2 separate regions of the Homo sapiens genome follow, and region 2 is linked to region 1. Evidence: chromatin loops called from intact Hi-C (ENCODE). Cell type or tissue: left ventricle myocardium inferior. All regions are shown on one strand. Links, peaks and the distances in the headings refer to the core of each region. The heading gives the core; the rest is flanking DNA. Region 1 overlaps ARID1A (AT-rich interaction domain 1A). Region 2 overlaps ARID1A (AT-rich interaction domain 1A).

The links. Hi-C counts contacts between places; a loop is a spot of excess contacts. Peaks named below come from ENCODE experiments on the same cell type or tissue, not always from the same donor. Only the 100,000 strongest peaks of a DNase experiment are listed, where the experiment ranks them.
Region 2: it touches region 1 in a loop (1.8-fold over the local background); 33 of 110 quality-filtered maps call a loop at or near these places.

Annotation. Positions count from the first base shown.
Region 1 is chr1:26,701,141-26,711,251 of GRCh38, reverse strand. The region is part of intron 1 of ARID1A (AT-rich interaction domain 1A); the gene reads right to left. Among named protein-coding and RNA genes, the nearest start is that of ARID1A, 10 kb to the right of the region's middle. RefSeq lists an enhancer at 3,337-3,836 and a silencer at 6,960-7,254. In left ventricle myocardium inferior, for the core only: no CTCF peak of the experiment used is centred there; no DNase peak of the experiment used is centred there; H3K4me3 peaks cover 757 bases; H3K27ac peaks cover 3,813 bases.
Region 2 is chr1:26,748,583-26,758,693 of GRCh38, reverse strand. All of the region lies in intron 4 of ARID1A (AT-rich interaction domain 1A), which reads right to left. Among named protein-coding and RNA genes, the nearest start is that of PIGV, 34 kb to the left of the region's middle. In left ventricle myocardium inferior, for the core only: no CTCF peak of the experiment used is centred there; DNase peaks (open chromatin) are centred at 5,333 and 5,973; H3K4me3 peaks cover 1,520 bases; H3K27ac peaks cover 4,543 bases.

The DNA of each region.
Region 1 (10,111 bases), core at 1,415-9,414:
ACCTGTAATCCCAGCTACGAGAGGCTGAGGCAGGAAAATTGCTTGAACCCAGGAGGCGGAGGTTGCAATGAGCTGAGATTGCACCACTGCACTCCAGCCTGGGTGACAAAGCGAGACTCTGTCTCAAAAAAAAAAAAGAGCAAGAGACATAAGAGGCTAAGAGGGCATTAATTGGGGTGGTAGACCGGCAAGAAGACAGAAGACAGTTGCCTACATGCCAGGAAAATGACTGTCACCAAGAACCCGATCTGCCAGCATTTTGATCTTGGACTTCTCACCCTCCAGGACTTCAAGTAGTAAATGTTTGTTGTTTAAGCCACCTCGTCTATGGTATTTTGTGACAGCAGTCCAAGCAAACTAACACACTCCCCTAGCCTCAAGCATTTTAACCTTTTCTCCATTCATTAATACTTTTTTCATAGGAGGGCACATAGACATAAAACATCAATCTATGGTATAATTTAGAAGCAGCCCCTCAGGTAATCTGGATATACTCTGCAGCCCAGTTGAGTGTAAATGTATAAATCTAGTAGTTCTCAAACTTCAGTGTTCATCAGAATGGCCTAGAGGACTTGTTAGAACATATTGACAGAGTTTTGGATTCGATAGGACTGGCCAAGGGTCTGTGCTTCTTAACAGGACCTAGTAATGCTGATGCTGGTGGCTAGGGACCACACTGAGAACCACTGCACTAATCCACTTCTCAAGCTGGAACAACAAGTGGTGTGTGTGTGTGTGTGTGTGTGTGTGTGTGTGTATGTATTATTTTATTTTTTGAGATGGCATCTCGCTCTGTCGCCCAGGCTGGAGTGCAATGGTGTGATCTCGGCTCACTGCAACCTCTGCCTCCCAGGTTCAAGCGTGATCTCGGCTCACTGCAACCTCTGCCTCCCAGGTTCAAGCGATTCTCCTGCCTCAACCTCCCAAGTAGCTGGGACTACAGGCATCCGCCACCACGCCTAGCTAATTTTTGTACTTTTAATAGAGACGGGGTTTCACCATGTTGGCCAGGATGGTCTCGATCTCTTGACCTTGTGATCCACCCGCCTTGGCCTCCCAAAGTGCTGGGATGGCAGGCATGAGCCACCGCACCCGGCCTGTGTGTTTTAATGCACTGATAGGCCGGGTGCGGTGGCTCACATCTGTCATCCCAGCACTTTGGGAGGCCCAGGTGGGTGGATTACCTGAGGTCAGGAGTTCCAGACCAGCCTGGCCAACGTGGTGAAACCCCGTCTCTACTAAAAATACAAAAATTAGCCAGGCGTGGTGGCACACGCCTGTAATCCCAGCTACTCGGGAGGCTGAGGCAGGAGAATTGCTTGAGCCCAGGAGGCGGAGGTTGCAGTGAGCTAGATCATGCCACTGCACTTCAGCCTGGCCGACAGAGCGAGATTCTGTCTCCAAAAAAAAAAAAAAGTAAGCAAGCTAGCCCTGATAGCTGGCATAGTGACATGTGCTTGTAGCTCAGCTACTTGGGAGGCTGAGGAAGGAAGATTGCTTGAGGTCAGGAGTTTGAGAGTGGGCTATGATTGTGCCTGTGGATAGCCACTGCACTCCAGCCTGGGAAACAGAGAAAGACCCTGTCTCTAAACAAATTTTAGTTTAAAAAAAAAAAAAAAAAAAAAGCATTACAGTAACTCAGATGTAGCTAAAAACTAGGGAAAATTTTGAATTCGGTAAAGACCAATACTAGCTTTAACCACTCAATTCTATCTCTCCTGAATTGAGAAGCAGGGCCAGTGGGAACCTGGGGTCCTGGGTCGGGGGTGCTGTTGAGAACTTCCATGGTAGTGCTGCAATCTTCCTACATCACCCTTCTGGCCTCCTGGCTGGAGCAGGGTGGTAGCATTCCAGGGGTGCTGGGTGCAGGGGAGGAGAATGTGAGGTAGATTGGTGGATGCACAGGAGGAAGGTGGGAATAGTGGTATCAACTCTCCTGGAGGCTTGCTTCTGAAAAGGACGGCTGGAGAGTGGGAGAGATAGTTGTGGGATTGACCAATCAGGAGTCATGTTAGAATTGTATTTGATAAACGAATAGTACTTTCACATATCTAATATTTACCATAGCTTCAAGGTAGATATTTTTCCTCATTATATAGTTGAGAATACAGATTCAGAGAAGTGACTTACCTAAAGTCATACTGCCCTAAGAGAACTTTAAACCTAGGTTTTAGAGATGACTCTGCTATGAAACTTTGTATGTGGCACTCAACTTTATGTGTTCATTTCCCCCAAGTGGCAAATTAAGACAATAATCCGCTGGGCGCGGTGGCTCACACCTGTAATCCCAGCACTTTGGGAGGCCGAAGCGGGCGGATCACGAGATCAGCAGACCGAGACCATCCTGGCTAACATGGTGAAGCCCCATCTCTACTAAAAATACAAAAAAATTAGCCGGGCGTGGTGGCGGGCACCTGTAGTCCCAGCTACTCGGGAGGCTGAGGCAGGAGAATGGCGTGAACCCAGGAGACGGAGCTTGCAGTGGGCCAAGATCGCGCCACTGCACTCCAGCCTGGGCGACAGAGCAAAGACTCCATCTCAAAAGAAAAAAAAAGACAATAATCCCTGCCTCTTCAGCAAGTGCTCCAAGTTTCTGGAAAAGTAATATCACTCTGCATATACTTTCATAATTCAAGTCACTTTCACTCAGATCAAAGTGAAAGACTCTGGCTGGGTGCGGTGGCTCGCACCTGTAATCCCAGCACTTTGGGAGGCCGAGGCAGGTGGATCACAAGGTCAGGAGTTCAGGACCAGCCTGACCAACACAGTGAAACCCCATCTCTACTAAAAATACAAAAAATTACCTGGGCGTGGTGGTGGGCACCTGTAATCCCAGCTACTCAGGAGGCTGAGGCAGAAGAATCACTTGAACCCAGGAGGCAGAGGTTACAGTGAGCCGAGATCACGCCACTGCAATCCAGCCTGGGCGACAGTGCAAGACTCCGTCTCAAAAAAAAAAAAAAAAAAAAAAAAAAAAAAAAAAAAGTGAAGGACTGTATCTTAAAGGCTGAATCTCACTCTCAACCCCAAAAGATCCCTCTTGAGAAAGAGAGGACCGGGGACCAGAGGACCAGATGCTGCCAGTTCTCACCAATGGAATCACAAGGCAGCTATAAACCAAGTGCCATGGCCATTCATCGGAAATCCAAAACAACAAAACCCTAAGTGGAAGGGATGGAAGGGAATGACAGGACAGAGCTCTAGGCACGATGTCAAATTGTTAACTAATGGCTTTTCAGTCTTTCACCCCATTTAAGAGTTTCAGGCTATTGTAAAAATAATGTCCTAAACAATCTTGGTGCCTGAGTAATTTATTTTGGAGAAGCAAAGTTAGTATTTTAGATTGTAATACCTTTGAAGAGTCAGACAAACCTTGTCTACCTTGTCAGACAAACCCAACTCTACCTTTTACCAGCTATTTTCCCTAGGGCAAATTTCTTATCTTACTCTATTTCCTCATTTGTAAAAGAGGAAGATTAATAATAGAACCCACCTCCTATACAGTTTTGAAGATTAAATTAGGAAATTCATCAAGAGGACTAAGCATAATGCTTAGCACATAATAAGTACTCAAATGCATGGTGGCCATCATTTGAAAGTCAGGATCCTTGCCAGGCACAGTGGCTCACGCCTGTAATCCCAGCACTTTGGGAGGTCAAAGCCGGCGGATCACCTGAGGTCAGGAGTTCGAGACTAGCCTAGCCAACATGGTGAAACCCCATCTCTACTAAAAATACAAACATTAGGCCGGGCGTGGTGGCTTATGCCTGTAATCCCAGCACTTTGGGAGGCCGAGACGGGTAGATCACGAGCTCAGGAGTTTCAGACCAGCCTGGCCAGCATGATGAAACCCCATCTCTACTAAAAATACAAAAATTAGCAGGGCGTGGTGGAAGGCGCCTGTAGTCCCAGCTACTCGGGAGGCTGTGGCAGGAGAATCACTTGAACCTGGGAGACGGAGGTTGCAGTGAGCCGAGATCACACCACTGGACTCCAGCCTGGGCGATAGAACAAGACTCCATCTCAAAAAAAAAAAAAAAAAAAAAAAAAATTAGCCAGCCGCGGTGGCGCATGCCTGTAGTCCCAGCTACTCAGGAGACTGAGGCAGGAGAACCCCTTGAACCCAGGAGGCGGAGACTGCAGTGAGCTGAAATTGCCCCACTGCACTGCACTCCAGCCTGGGTGACAGAGCAAGACTCCGTCTAAAAAAAAAAAAAAGTCAGGATCCTGGTGAGGATCTGTGACCCAAGAACAGATAAACTACCTACAGAATTGTTCCCCAAAAGCTTTGTAATATGGTTCTCTTTAGAAGCCTAAATTCCTAAACAAGCACAATGTTAGAAATCTGGAGACTAAAAGCCGGTTATCCAAACCTAAATTACCAAGAGTTTCACATAACGCTAGATCAACCTGTGAACTCCAACACCTTAGGACCAGAACAGAATGTTGTCCAAAGGGCAAGAGAAAAAGACATACATATTTGCCAAAGAGACACAGTAATAAACCAATTCCCAGCATTTCTGCCCTGTTCTCTAAGGACAACAGAAAGCAACAATGTCTACCCCAGACAGGAGAAATCACTGGGCAAGAAGAGCCCAAAGATATATCTGTTTCTTCCAAAAGGAAGCATCCAACACTATGTGGCCTTTAATCCCTCTACCACGTGGCTGAATTTGCACTTTTCTTAAAGTCAAAGTACACGGCAGTTGAGAGTAAACAGCTGGGCCCAAAGGCACTCATGCCCGGCAAGCACGTTGTGACCTCAAAGAAAACATGAGCAAAATAAAAACACCAAGCACACACCAAATGGGCTTTTAATTGACTGATATCACAACAACCCCCAAGCACCCCTGGTGCTAGATCTTAAGGGGAAAAGAAGGGTTCCTTTTAACAGAGATGCCTATAAACAAGCAAGCTGAAAACGAACAAGTTTAAGAGAGAAAAGCATACAAAAATCTTGGCTGCTAGTGATGAGCCATGGAAAATCATGAATCTGCCAGTGCCAAGGGAGGAGGAAGTCTAATATCTAACTTTGCAGACTTGGGAACATAAAAGCAACAAAGCCATAAGGAAGCCCAAATGCAAAAGAGAGAAAAAAAGGCACATGGCACATTTCCTCTTCATATGGGTAGCAATTCAAGCAGCGCTTTGGGCCTGCAGAGCACTTAGCTCAGTACCCAAAGCCCCTTAGTATTTATATCAACATAACTTCCTGGAGGGTGACAAAAATCTGTCCTGGATTACTGGGTGATTTCTAATATGTACCATGACCAACACTAAGTCAACATTTTAGGGATCAAATTTCCTACTCTGCAGCATGTTGGAATGCATTCTTGGCATTAGACTTCTTCCCATTCCAGTCCACCCTTAGAAAATGCAGAAGCCACTGGGAAATAGACTCAACCTGTCCCAAGATAATATTCCAGCTATGCACAAGTGACTAACAAAAACAAACAGAAGTTCATTCAGATGTCCCTTCACATTCAGTAAAAAACTAATTTCATCCATTTAAATGGAGAGGAGGGGTAATTTCAGGAAGAATACTCAAGGCTACTAAGTCAATATTCACCCGAACTTGGATTCCTCTAAAACCTGGGAATGATCAGAGTTCAAGCCCCTAAACACCTGTAATCCATAGGAGGTTAACTATGGTGCCCAATTCTGAGTAACTGAAAACCCACTTTTGCAAAATGCCAAAATGGCAAGGCAAAAAAAGTGGAAAAGGTATTTCTAAACCAGAATGTTTATCCAAGACTCCAGTACTTTCAGCAGGTCATGGACCATTACTTGAGGGGGGGGGAAAAAAAAAAAAGGCTGGGCGTGGTGGCTCACACCTGTAATTCCAGCACTTTGGAAGGCCAAGGTGGGTGGATCACACCCGAGGTTGGGAGTTCAAGACCAGCCTGGCCAACATGATGAAACCCCACCTCTACTAAAAATACAAAAATTAGCCGGGCATGGTGGTGGAAGCCTATAATCCCAGCTACTCAGGAGGCTGAGGCATGAGAATCGCTTGAACCTGGGAGGCAGAGGTTGCAATGAGCCAGATTGCACCACTGTACTCCAGTCTGGGTGACAAAGTAAGACTCCATCTCAAAAAAAAAAAAAGGTCTGCAGTACTTCTGTACTGGAGCAGTGTAACCAATCCTTCTCCAGGTAGAAGCATTACAGTGGCCTGGCACTGGACATGCCATGCATCTTCAGCTGTTAAGCATCCACTGATGATCCTTGACCGGTGAAGTGCCAAGGCCCAACCACAGATCGACCAGCAGGTAAAGAAACCAAAATCACTATATTCCAGAGGCTCCACAAGGATTAAGCATTGGTGAGCAGCATTTGTTAGCTGCTTGGCCATAGTAACCTAATAAAAAACAAATTTTTTTTTTTTTTTTGAGACAAGGTCTTGGCTCCATTGCCCAGGCTGGAGTGCACTGGCGTAATCATGGCTTACAACAGCCTCAACCTCCTGGGCTCAAGCAATCCTCCTGCCTCAGCTTTCTAAGTAAACTGCGACTACAGGCACGTACCACCACATCCAGCAATTTTTGTGTCTTGTAAAGATGGGGTCTCCCTATGTTAATAGCCTGGTCCCAAGGCTGGTCCTGGGCTTGGGCAATCCTCCCACCTTGGCCTCCCAAAGTGCTGGGATTATAGGTGTGAGCTACCGCGCCCGGCCAAAAACAGTATTAAAGGCCATTTCTATGAATAAATGGGCAGACTGCATATGTGCAGGCTTACCTAACCCATCAACCTCAATATAAGGTCTAACACAAGCAACTTGACTTGAACACAGCTCCCAGCTCCTCAGAAATAGCAGCCTAAGAGTCCCAACAGATACTTACTTCGTGGCTCTTGTTTTAAGAAAGGTCAACTAACTCTGCCAAGACAGACTCACCAACAAAGTTGAACCACCATTACTACAGAGCTGTCCAGGGCACACAACTCTGAAGGTGACATGACCTTCCAAATCCAAATTTACTAGAAAAGTGCCCCTGAACTAGCCAAGAACTTAACAGTCTGTACCAAAGGCTCTACCTGACCACAAGAACCACTAAGACCCTGGAACCACTCTTTCAGGGAGTTTTATGGTTAGAGTCCAAATTCTCAAAGTCATTGGAACACTGAGACAGCTACTGGTCTGGAGATGGATGTGCAATGTGGATTCTATCAAGCCCATGGAACTTAAGAATAGCATTATGAAAAGGCAAATTAGTATTCTAAGTTTCTTGAACATTTAGCTTCACAAAAAAAGCCTCTGAAAAGCTGTCCCAGGTTAACCCTGCCAAACTGATTGAACCTTTTCCTCTAATTCCTTCAGCTCACATAATTAGTGTGGTCTACATCCATTTATGAAACCTTGCTTTTCAAGTTTTCCAGATGTGTGCACATAAGCATGCTTTCCTAAGAAAACTAAATGCCTCTGAAGGAGATATTGTTTCTACCTTTTAAATCTCTTCCTAGTACCTAGCTGGTGTAATCACATAGGGCTATTTCCCATCCCCATTGGAATTTCCTGATCTCTCTGACTTAGAAACTATGCTCTCAGCAATAAGTCTGAAGTTCCTAATACCCTCACTACCAACATACTGGGAAAGGACCATGCAATATTAAGCAACCTATGTCAGTGCCAATCCAAGTTTTTGTGTTTTGTATTAAAACAAGCTGATAGCCTTTGGTAGTAAGTTAGCTGAACCTAAAAATCATAGTCAGGACCATAATTACATTCATATTCCCTGCTACTATATAAACAGCTAAGTCAAAAGGGCACTTCCAGGACTCTGGTGTAAAAAACACTTCTTATAAAGAAAACTGGTGTCAGAATCAATGAATCTAGTTAAAAAAGACATTCTGAGAAGGCAAATCTGGTCATCTCACAAGGCTACCAAAGAAGAGGACCACAGACAGACAGCTAAAATATTCATAGATTCTTCTTCTTCTTCCATAAAAAGAATGTGTCACTGAAGGAACCCAGATATGTTTTTAATCCTAAAATGGCAATTTCAAAAACAAAGACTGTATCTACTCACATAATCCTTCAAGTAAGATGTAGTGAGTCCCCAAATATTTGGACTTTGTACTGACCCAGGAACAGAGTGTAAAGGCATATTAATTTTATCATAAGTGATACACAGAAGTCCAGTAAAAACTGTATAAATAAACCCAGGCCATTGGGTAGTGGACTTATAATCCCCAGCACAACAGCAAAATTGAGGATAAAGATCACACTCAAGTTGCAGTATCTTTTTTCTCCTTTCTAATATTCCAGAAATGCAAACCCAAGCCAAAAATAATCTCACCAAGCTACCCTTTAAACCTCAAAGTCTCATAAGCCAAGTGTCTGGGGTAATACTTACCTTACTATTGACAGTCAGGATCTTCTTTCCAAACTTCTATTTTCACTATGAAACTGCAATTGACTTTAACAGGATACCACATGCCCTGAACTTAGCACGCAGCCAGGGCCACAGAGGTTTCACTACCAGGGCAGCATCTTTCCATTTCAATTTTTTTTTAGATCACTTCTTATCTCCACACTCACTGCCCCCCAGCACTACCCTTTTCCTATCCCCAAGTCTTTTTCCCCAATGTTATTTTACTCCACCACATGAGGAGGCTAGCATTATCTTTGCTTGAAAACTGTTTATTAATTTGCCTGTCAAACATTCTATAGAACAGTTTACATCTTACTACAGAAACCTCCTGGGTACATATTGACAGCTCAGCAAGTATTTACACAAAGCTCTGAAACATTTGGTTCCTTCAGAGACGATAGAAGATGCTGTGTCAAGCACAGAATTATCAAACACTGTTCCCTCTACCCTTTTCCCTCCTTTATAAAGGGAAGCTTCCTTCCTCTAATATACCTAAATTACACTTCTAAACTACTAAGCCAGGAAGAGAAAGAATGGAAATTCAGGTGTGCTGGAGAAGAGAAAGAATAGCATTTCCAGGACCACGTGCAAAGCACACCATGTAGTTTTTTAAACCATAGCGATGAGAAACAACAAATGCACCTATGAAATTGACCCTGAAACGCAGCTTTTCCTCTTCCAGTCTCAGGAACATTTGCTTCTCTCTCAGCAAAACTTACAGGGCAAGTCCAGGCACTCAGATTACAACCAACTGCCCAAACCAGACCTAGACCTGCCCAAACACCAGGAGTCTGGAGAGCTTAATGCTCCCTCTCTCTCCCTACCCCTCCCCAAAAGCAGCAGAATATCAACACTGAACTTATGAATATCCATTCCTCACCCCAACCCCAAGTGCAAAAGCCTCCTGGGGATCCTGAAGCAACTATTTTTCAAGTCTTGCTTTAATGAAATCTACCTAACTTTCCAACGACTATTTAGTGTTTTAAAACCACCAGCCAGGTGGAATGACTAATGACAAACAGATTAACAGTTTCAAGGCAACAGTCTGGTAGAGCTTTTTCTGTAAAAGTCTACAGACCACAATGGCACCCAACTGTTCAGAGCTTGTTCCTGTGAATCCCAGGAGAAAATAGCTTTGAGTTCCTTCAGTCCAGGGGAAGAAAGATGGTCTCAAGACCCCTGATTTATGTACAGAAAGCTGCCTTCATAACAAGCCAGCTATGGAAGCACAGATATGTAGCATCTTAGAGTGAGAAGGCCATGCAGACCAACTTCATTTTATTGATGAGGGAGAAAATGAAAAATAGAGAAAGCAAATGACCTGCCCAGGGTCACACAGCTTAATCTGGAGCTGTATGTGGAACCTAAGCCTCCTCCTTCCTCCTCCTGTTGTGAGTCCTGTGCTCTTTACCACTAACGCAACACACAACTCAAGTATGCATCAGTAATAACAACGTAAGTGTGCGTCAGTAATGATAATGACCAATCTAAACAAGGAAAAACCCAGAGATAAAAGCCACAGGAATCAGGACTCCATTCAAGCCCCAGGTATTACAGCTCACTGGCAGAAAAGAACTACTCGGTGCCAATATATTTGAATACCACATTTTTACCATATTTACAAGCTTCAGTTGCTTCTAGAATTTTGAGAGTTGAAGCCAATCAATACAACCTTTTGAGGGATGGGAACAGGAAAGAGCCCTGCCTATTACTTTGTTAGCCTATTCCCTCATTCTAAA
Region 2 (10,111 bases), core at 1,416-9,415, 47 kb before region 1:
TGAAGAGCCCCATGTTAATCCCAAGATAGAGGGATTACATCCTTGGTTCTTCTTCTTCTTTTTTTTTTTTTTTTGAGACAGGGTCTCACTCTGTTACCCCAGGCTGCAGTACATTGGCATGATGCCAGCTCCCTACAGCCTCAACCTGCCCAACTCAAGTGATCCTCTTACCTCAGCCTCCTGAGTAGCTGGGACTACAGGCACGCACCACCACATCTGGCTCTGTATGTGTGTGTACAGGCAGGCGCCACCATGTCTGGCTGTGTTTGTGTGTGTGTAGAGAAGGGATTCTGCCATGTTGCCCAGGGTGGTCTCAAACTCTTGGGCTCAATCCTCCCACATTGGCCTCCCAAACTCCTGATATGATAAGCATGAGTCACTGTGCCCAGCCCCATCCCTGTTTTGATGGCTAAGTTATACCATGGACATCTAGCCTCTGAGCCAAGAACAAACTAAAAGAGGCAGCAAGATGACAAGGAGAGCCACTGTAAGTAGAAAGGGTCTCAAGAAGCACTCGTTAGGCCCTACAGTCTATATAGCAAATTCCACAGCTCAATGCTGTTTTAGGGACCAGAAGGTTCCCTCACCCACTCCTTCCTACAGTCTCCATTCCTTATCAAACTGCCAGCTTCTGGTAATAAGAACTTTCCTGCTTACAGGAAAAAGAAGTGTATTTCAGAACAGAATAGGAATCAGGGATCCATCCATCAGACGAGAACTTGGTTCAGTTCAAATCGCTTTGAAAAATTATATGTTGGCCAGGCGCAGTAGCTCATGTCCGTAATCCCAGCACTTTAGGAGGCCGAGGTAGGCGGATTACGAGGTCAGGAGTTCAAGACCAGCCTGGCCAACATGGCAAAACCCGGGCGTGGTGGTGGGCACCTGTAATCCCAGGTACTCAGGAGGCTGAGGCAGGGAGAATTCCTTGAACCCGGGAGGTGGAGGTTACAGTGTGCCAAGATAGCACCACTGCATTCCAGCCTGGGTGACAGAGTGAGACTCCGTCTCAAGAAAAAAAAAAAAGTTTTGATTATTTTTGTCTTTATACAAGTAAAACATGAACATTCTCATGATAAAAACATTTCAGATATTACAGGTGAAGCCAAAGTCTCCGACACCAAAGTTCCCCACAGCTGTCCTTCTGTTGCCCTCAACAGAGAAACCACTGTTCAATTATTTGGTGCGTATCTTTGTGCGTTTTTATTTCCTTTTTTTTTTTTTTTTGAGACGGAGTCTCACTCTGTTGCCCAGGCTGGAGTGCAGTGGCGCTATCGCGGCTCACTGTGACTTCCGCCTCCTGGGTTCACGCCATTCTCCTGCCTCAGCCTCCTGAGTAGCTGGGACTACAGGCACCCGCCACCATGCCCGGCTAATTTTTTTTTGTATTTTTAGTAGAGACGGGGTTTCACCATGTTAGCCAGGATGGTCTGGATCTCCTGACCTCCATCCGCTCGCCTCAGCATTTTTTTTTTTTTTTAAGAGACAGGGTCTCCGTCTGTCGCCTAGGCTGGAGTGCAGTGGCATGATCTCAGCTCACTGCAACCTCCACCTCCCAGGTTCAAGTGATTCTCCTGCCTCAGCCTCCTGAGTAGCTGGGATTAGAAAAATTAAATGTTTTGTTTTGATCATTTTTGTGTCTTGTTATACAAGTAAAACATAAACATTCTCATGATAAAAACATTTCAGATATTGGGCCGGGCGCAGTGGCTCACACCTGTAATCCCAGCACTTTGGGAGGCTGAGGCGGGCGGATCACAAGGTCAGCAAATCGAGACCATACTGGCTAACACGGTGAAACCCCGTCTTTACTAAAAATACAAAAAATTAGCCAGACGTGGTGACGGGCACCCATGGTCCCAGCTACTCGGGAGGCTGAGGCAGGAGAATGGCGTGAATCTGGAAGGCGCAGCTTGCAGTGAGCCGAGATTGTGCCACTGCACTCCAGCCTGGGCGACAGAGCGAGACTCCGTCTCAAAAAAGAAAAAAAAAAACATTTCAGCTATTATAGGTGAAGCCAAAGTGCCCCATGGCTGTCTTTCTGTTGCCCTCAATAGAGAAACCGCTGTTCAATTTGGTGTGTATCTTTGTGGGTTTTTTTTTGTGTGTGTTTTTTTGTTTTTTTTTTTTTTAAAGAGACAGGGTCTCGGTCTGGGTCTGTCACCCAGGCTGGAGGGCAGTGGTATAATCTTGGCTCACTGCAACTTCCACCTCCTTGGTTCAAGTAATTCTCCTGCCTCAGCCTCCTGAGTAGCTGGGATTACAGGCGTGCACCACCACACCCAGTTAATTTTTGTATTTTTAGTAGAGACGGGGTTTCAACATGTTGGCCAGGCTGGTCTCGAACTCCTGACCTCAGGTGATCCGCCCACCTTGGCCTCCCAAAATGCCGGTATTACAGGCATGAGCCACCACGCCTGGCCCCCCGGCTAATTTTTAAATTTTTTTGTAGAGATGGGGCCTTGCCATGTTGCTCAGGCTTGTCTCGAACTCCTGGGCTCAAGCGATCTGCCCTCCTCAGCCTCCTAACGTTCTGGGATTACAGGCATGAGCCACTGCCCCTGGCCTTGGTGTGTATCTTTGGACATGTACTGAAGCGCTAAGAAAAAAAAACAAAAACAAACAACAAGAAACAAAACAAAAAACCAAAACTTGGCCAGGCGCGGTGGCTCACGTCTGTAATCCCAGCACTTTGGGAGGCCGAGGCAGGAGGATCACGAGGTCAGGAGATCGAGACCATCCTGGCTAACATAGTGAAACCCTGTCTCTACTAAAAACACAAAAAAATAGCCAGGTGTGGTGGCAGGTGCCTGCAGTCCCAGTTACTCGGGAGGCTGAGGCAGGAGAATGGCGTGAACCCGGGAGGCGGAGGTTGCAGTGAGCCGAGATCGCACCACTGCACTCCAGCCTGGGCAACAGAGCGAGACTCCATCTCAAAAAAAAAAAACCAAAAAACCAAAACCCACCAACCACTCCTATCAGCTCAGGGCAAGAACTGAGGAGGTCCTTTCAGCCACACTTTCAGTTAAAAAACCAGGCTCACCATAGATCCAAAAGGAGAATGCCCCTGGTCCACCTGAGGGATCCTAGGAGCCTAAAGAAAACCTCTGTAGCTCTTGGGGCTGGGGTCTCAGAACTCTGGAGGCATCTGTGGCTGGCAAAGAGGTGGCTTCCCCTTCTTCAGGAGAGCTGTCACTTTTGGTAAAGTGCCCTGAGCTTCTTGGAGAAAAAGTGCTAAATAAACCACTGTCAACAGTAGTCCCACCTGGCTGGGATGCCTGGGTATAGAAAAATACTAGGGAAGGAAGAGCATTAATCTTCTTATCTCTCTGATTTGGTTGGCTTGAGGCCAACCTCTCAAACTGTCATTTTCATTAGATGGCAACTGGTCAGCATCAGATAGTTGGTTTCAAATAATTTTAAGAGCCAAAATGTTAGCATAGAAAGGGGTAAATCATTTACGATTAACTACAGCTACCATTTAAGCATCTACTATATGCCAGACACTTAGCAAAGTTACCCAATTTTCTACAAGTCTTGGTTATAGATACTACTACCATTACCATTTTGGTTTTGGTTTGGTTTTTTTTGAGTCAGGGTCTGGCTGTTACCCAGGCTGGAGTGCAGTGGCACAATCTTGGCTCACTGCAACCTCTGTCTCCTGGGTTCAAGCCATCCTCCCACCTCAACCTCCAGAGTAGCTGCGACTACAGACACCTGGTTAATTTTTTTTGTATTTTTGTAGTGGTGGGGTTTCACCATGTTGCCCAGGCTGGTCTCAAATTCCTGAGCTCAAGCAATCCTCCTACCTTGGCCTCCCAAAGTGCTGGGATCACAGGCGTGAGCCACTGTACCCAGCCACATTACCAATTTGAAGATGAGGAAGCTGATGCCTAAAGAGATTGGATTACATGCTTAGGTCATCTGGCAAGTGGTGGAAGCCAGATTTTAAACCCGGGACTGCTGAACCCCATAGGCCATGCTGGCTTTCTCTCTCCATTATGTTGTGACACTATATGAACTGAGGAGAAAGGTCACGCCTCTGAGTTAGGAAACCAAGGCCCAGCTTTTGGTACTTATCAGTTGTGACCTTAGGCAAACTGGCAACAAGTCAGGCTTCAGTTTTCTCACATATACAATCAGAGGGGGCTGGATAAATCTAAGTCTATGACACCCCTGGGGCATATGCATGAATCCCCCCTAGCACCATATGGTCAGGGTCAAACGACCAGCAGCAATATTCTGGAATGAGAGATATAACAACATACCAGCAATATAAGTTCTAAGACATACCCACCAGTCCCAGTGGCTAGTCATAGTAAATATTTTTATTGGGAAATGGGAGGGAGTGGTAAGGGCAGAAGTCTCCAAAAGATGTCCTGCCCCTCTATCTACATGAACAGATATTGCTCTCAGCTCCACATCCTTTTATTACACAGGACACACCTCTGCTTTCTACTCTACAAAAAGCCAGTTTTTCAGGTCTTTTGTTCCACAAAAAGCCAGATGTCTGATTGTTGAGTCAGACCTCAATGTTCCTAACAGTTCAGTTTTCTACAACACATTTATCATTAATAAAAAGTTCAGTCGGGCCAGGTGTGGTGGCTCATGCCTGTAATCCCAGCACTTTGGGAGGCCGAGGCAGGCAGATCACAAGGTCAGGAGACTGAGACCATCCTGACTAACACAGTGAAACCCCATCTCTACTAAAAAATACAAAAAATTAGCCAGGCGTGGTGGCGTGTGCCTGTAGTCCCAGCTACTCGGGAGGCTGAGGCAGGAGAATGGCATGAATCCAGGAGGCGGAGCTTGCAATGAGCCGAGATCACGCCACTGCAATCCAAGCCCCTATTCTCCCTGGTGAGGGATGCCCTTGGCATCTCAGGACTCTCAGGTTCTCAATTCTCCCAAAAGAGCACACCTAACAGGCATCTTCTGGAAGGACTGCGGAAATAACTGTAGCAATGCCCCTTTAATGGGAAGATTTCTTTTCCCGGGTTTGTTCTCCTCCAAGTATAATCCTGCTGAGAGATGGGAGGTGAGGATCAGCCCACTCAGTGCCCTACCAGTTCCAAGGAAGCAGCAGGGCCAGGAGAATTTCCTCACGTGTTTCCAATGTGTTTTGTGCATTTTATTGCTCATCTACCATGCAGATCAAAAGCGCTGGAGCAGATCCAACTATTTCACACAGAATCTCACACTCCAGGCTGGCTACAGCCCTGAAAGCCTTCATTTCTTCAGTTGAAATACTGCCCAATGTTATTTTGGGATGTGACCTGATAGAGGAAGCCCATAGGGACTCCATGACGATAACCGTCCCAGCTGTGATTGGTTGCCCAGCCCTAGTGAGTGCCAGCATGAGTTTGTCAGGCTCTGCTAACAAACAGAACTCAGCAGCTAAACACCTTCTCTTCACACCACAACAAAACCATGCCTGAAATCACACAGTCCATACCTTATTTTGTGGGGTAGGGACGGTGGGGGTGCTGGTACTCTCACAGGAAGAACTGCAAGTTCTAAGATGAATTGGCTGCCCACTGAAGAATATTTTTAAGCAGGAAGACACCAGATCAGGGTTAGAGGAGGGAAGTTTAAATTATCTCCCAATAGAGCCACATGAGGATGACATCAGTTCATTTTGCTGAGCAGGTTAAATGGCAACAGGTTAAGTATAAAGAATAGGCTCATGGCAATGCTCAGATTTAGGGTTTTCCCATAAATCTGGCTAAATCCTTGGGGAATCCCAGATGGAGTTCTTGTACCCATTTAGTTGGGAAAAGCTTTTGCTGAGTTGTGCTGATACTGGCAGGTAAACCACCCGTCATGAGAACCAGGTAAATCCTACGCACATGCCTGTAGTAAGTGTGTGCACTGGGAACCTTGCAGCTCAGCCATCCCCACTTAAATGACAATACTTGAATAAAAAATTCCATAATGACCAAATCTACACTAGTAATTTGTCAGTCCCTTATCCCCGCCCCGCCCCTAGGCTGCTCTCATGCTGAAGAATGGGAGGAAATCCTGAAGAACACAGAAGAGACTGGGAAACATAACCCATGAAGAAAAGGAAAAGGTAGGAGAGGAGGCAATAGCCTTAAACTCTAAGGAAGAAAAACTGAGACAAAATTAATTACTTAAGGCAAATAAGTTTTTGGGAGACTTGGCTTTTCATAAAACCTTCCTTAAGCAACAACTTGTTGAGGGTAGCAGAGGAGAAGGGACTACCTCTACTGAACACTTGTACAATAAAGTTTCAGTCATAAGTTCTTTTTTTCTCCTTAGTCTTTGCTATAAATGTAAGAAAGAGAAATTTGACCCACCCCAGACTGGTAGGGACTCCAAAAGTTACAGAACTGCTGTGACATTATTCCACGGAGTGGTCTCAATCCAACAGATTAACTGCCACCTATGCATAGAGAGCAGGCTTGCTGATGTTAACTGAAATGCCAAGAAAGAATCAACACACAGAATAGGCTGCCTTTCACACCCGGTGGTAATTCCAGGTCAGAAGTTAATTAAGCAGGTACTAAGGAACGGGAAGAAAAGATGCAGAGGTTGACACTACCCTTTTAGTGTAGGACCAAGCCCTATCACCTACATGGACTACCTCCATGGTTTGGAACAGCAGAAACTACTCCAGGAAAGGTTTAGAAAAATGTGTTTCCTACTTGCCCCCGTCAAGTTTCCAAAAACTTGGTTTGTATCTTAGAAACCATTGCATAGGATGAAATCCCCCACCAAACTCCCTCTTCTCTTTTTCTACATAGGCTATTGTTCTGAAGATAATGATTCATTCTTCCTGATACCTTTTGGCCACCTGACGGGGAAGACACAGGAGAGAAGGGTTAAGACTCTTCTTGTCTCCAGAATGCTTTTCAGGGGCCCGTCTCCAAGAGGAAACTCCCTATATACACATCAGAATTCATAAAGAAAGCTCTGGAGACCAAATCTCCAAATACAAAGGATGTTAGATAAAGTTAATAAAGTTCCTTTATATATTCCTTTTGAAAGGAAGCAGAATTGACATGAATATGTGACTATCACATATTCAACCCTAAGGTGAGTGGTTGACTCTCATTTAATTTTCACAATCATCTTCTGATATAGGTATTACCCCCATTTTAACAAAGAAGCAGGTTCAGAAGTGACTTGCCCAAGGACAGACAGCTATTAAATAGACCTGAGGTTCAAATCCATTATTACTTTACACTCTTTCCATAAGGTATTAATAGAAGCTTGACATGATCAAAGGCTGGGTTCCATGCTCCAATAGAGGTAAGGCCAACAACCTATATCACCAGACATGCTGCGTGATTAGCTACTTGACTCAACTGGCTAACCTCACGAGGCTCACTTAACTCCTTTATTGAAGGAAAGACTTACACTAGATAATCAAACTCTACAAATCTGTGATGCTATGTGTTCCCCTGTCCTTTTTTTTTTAGACGGAGTTTTGCCCTGTCCTCCAGGCTGGAGTGCAGTGGTGCAATCTCAGCTCACTGCAATCTCCGCCTCCCAGGTTCTAGTGATTCTCCTGCCTCAGCCTCCCGAGTAGCTGGGATTACAGACCCTCGCCACCACGCCCGGCTAATTTTTGTATTTTTAGTAGAGACGGGGTTTCACCATGTTGATCAGGTTGGTCTCGAACTCCTGACCTCAAGTGATCCACCCGCCTCGGCCTCCCAAAGTGCTGGGATTACAGGTGTGAGCCACCATGCCCGGCCCCCCTCTTTCCTAATTACTCTTGCTATAACTTTCAGCCTTTATTTCAAATCAGCCCTTTCACTGATAACCTTCAACTTCAACCTAATTTTTCTATGCTAAATTAAAGGGTACAGTACTTTTTCTCACCCCTGGGTTTTCTGTAGGGTACTTAATGTGTAAGAGGACAGAGGGCTGTGGGGAGGGTGACTTTGAATGTAGGGAAACAAGCAGAAGTCCCATGAAGGTAGAAGTCCCATGAAGGTAGGAGCCTGGTCTCTGCTGGGTATTCAAACTGAATATGTTCTAAGCCTTTTATCAATCACAAGGGTGTGGCTCACAGAGAAAAAAAAAATCAAGATATTCCTGGCCTCTAGATGGCCTCCTCTTAGGCCACTTCAAACCCTCACACTTTCCTCCTCACCCAGCACTGCAGCCACCCTTCCAAACTGCAGGATGTTTGGGTTTTGTTTAGGGACCCCACTCTCCAAGCTACAAGACGGGAAGGCTCCTTTCTAGAGGCTTTAAAAGCCAAGCAAGCTTCAACCCTCTGGCCACAGAGGTGCTCCAACAATAGGGCAACTGAGCTCTCCTTTCACACACATCAGGCTGGCTGGTTTCCCAACCACCAGAGTAGAATTGGCATTATAGGTACAACAACTAAAGGCTAAAATTGTTTTTTAGCCTTGGGAACTTCCAAGATGAAAACAGTTTTGTGGAGGCAGTGAGGAATCAGAAGCCTCCATGCTCCAAGCAGAGATCTGCTAGCCATTCTATTAAACCATCTATTTTGACCCAAGTCACAGGACTAGTTCCCTACTCTCACCCTATAGGCAGGGCACAGAGTTCCTCTGAGGCTCCTCTAGAAGCAGTGTTACAGGACTGATGGCACTGTGTTCTATCCGCCCTTTTTCTCCACTAGCCTGTGGGACCAGAGCAAGATCAGGCTATTAGTGACCAGAAAGATGCCAGACACACAAACGACAAGATGCTTGATAAATGTTGCTCAATGAATTATCTACTCAAAAGCATCCTCTTTAGACACAACCTCTATTAGTCCTCTTTCTTTCCCTTAATCTCTATTCCCCCATCCTATACCCCAGTACCTGAATTCTAGACCTCCACAAGGGAGGGGCTCTTGGGTGCTGGTATCAAGAGAATTGATTCTCCTGTTTAAAACTCAGAAGTACAACCCCGAATGGGTTTTGGCAACTTGGTAAGAGCTGTTGCTAGAACTGCAGCAGTGCAGAAAAGGAATGTCTGGAAAGGAGGCTGCCAGAGGCAGGGCTCTGTGTCACTGGAGAAATTTCAATCTAATTGTGAAAATACGAGAACGTGCTGTTCTAACCCACCTCTGCAAAATCTCTTGAGGCAGGTCTGACCCTCTGGGTGGAGGCTGAGGGCACTGCTGAGGTAAAAAGGTGGGGAGAAGAAAGACTGCTGGGCTGCTTGCATTCCTGTGGTGGTAGCCCCTGCAAACAGCGGCTGGGTCACTGCAGCAGCCATTGATTTTCCAGGGGTCGATATTCTACTCCTACAGATCTGCTCAGCCGGAGGTTTAATCACATCGAGTGCTTCTGCTCAACATTTCCCCTGTCGCTCCCCGCCGCCCCCCAACAAACAAATAAAACAAACACCAAACACAATGAGAACTGGCAAAGGATAGATGAGAAGGTGCTCCTCACAGCTGTCCCCTACCCCCGGAGAAATTCTAGGCACCAGCTCAAAGGGAGTAAATCCAAGAGAGAGCCAAAGCTACACGGGGCAGTCCACAAGACACTGCAGGGACAGACCCACAGACCCCAGAGAATTATTATTATTATTATTTTTTGAGACGGAGTCTCGCTCTGTCACCGAGGCTGGAGTGCAGTGGCGCGATCTTGGCTCACTGCAAGCTCTGCCTCCCGGGTTCACACCATTCTCCTGCCTCAGCCTCCCGAGTAGCTGGGACTACAGGTGCCCGCCACCATGCCCAGCTAATTTTTTGTATTTTTTAGTAGAGATGAGGTTTCACCGTGTTAGCCAGGATGGTCTCCATCTCCTGACCTCGTGATCTGCCTGCCTCGGCCTCCCAAAGTGCTGGGATTACAGGCGTGAGCCACTGCGCCTGGCCGAGAGTTTTCCAAAAATAAAAATAAAAAAAAAGATGATGATGATGATTCTGGAACTCCCATAGGCCGCTAACTGGTTGAAACCCTGCTTTTCAGTTTGTCACAGTCCCCATCAGGCCTGTATAATACCATGTTACCTGCCCGACCAGTCACCCTGCCCCCCAAAGGCTTCTGTCTTATCCAGTCAGTAACCACTTTTTGGCCAAAAATGTATGAAGTGTTTTGAGGGTCACTAGTTAATAGACTCAAATCTGACAAAAAAAAAAAAAAAAAAAAGAATCTGGGTCAGAGCTGGGCCTGAG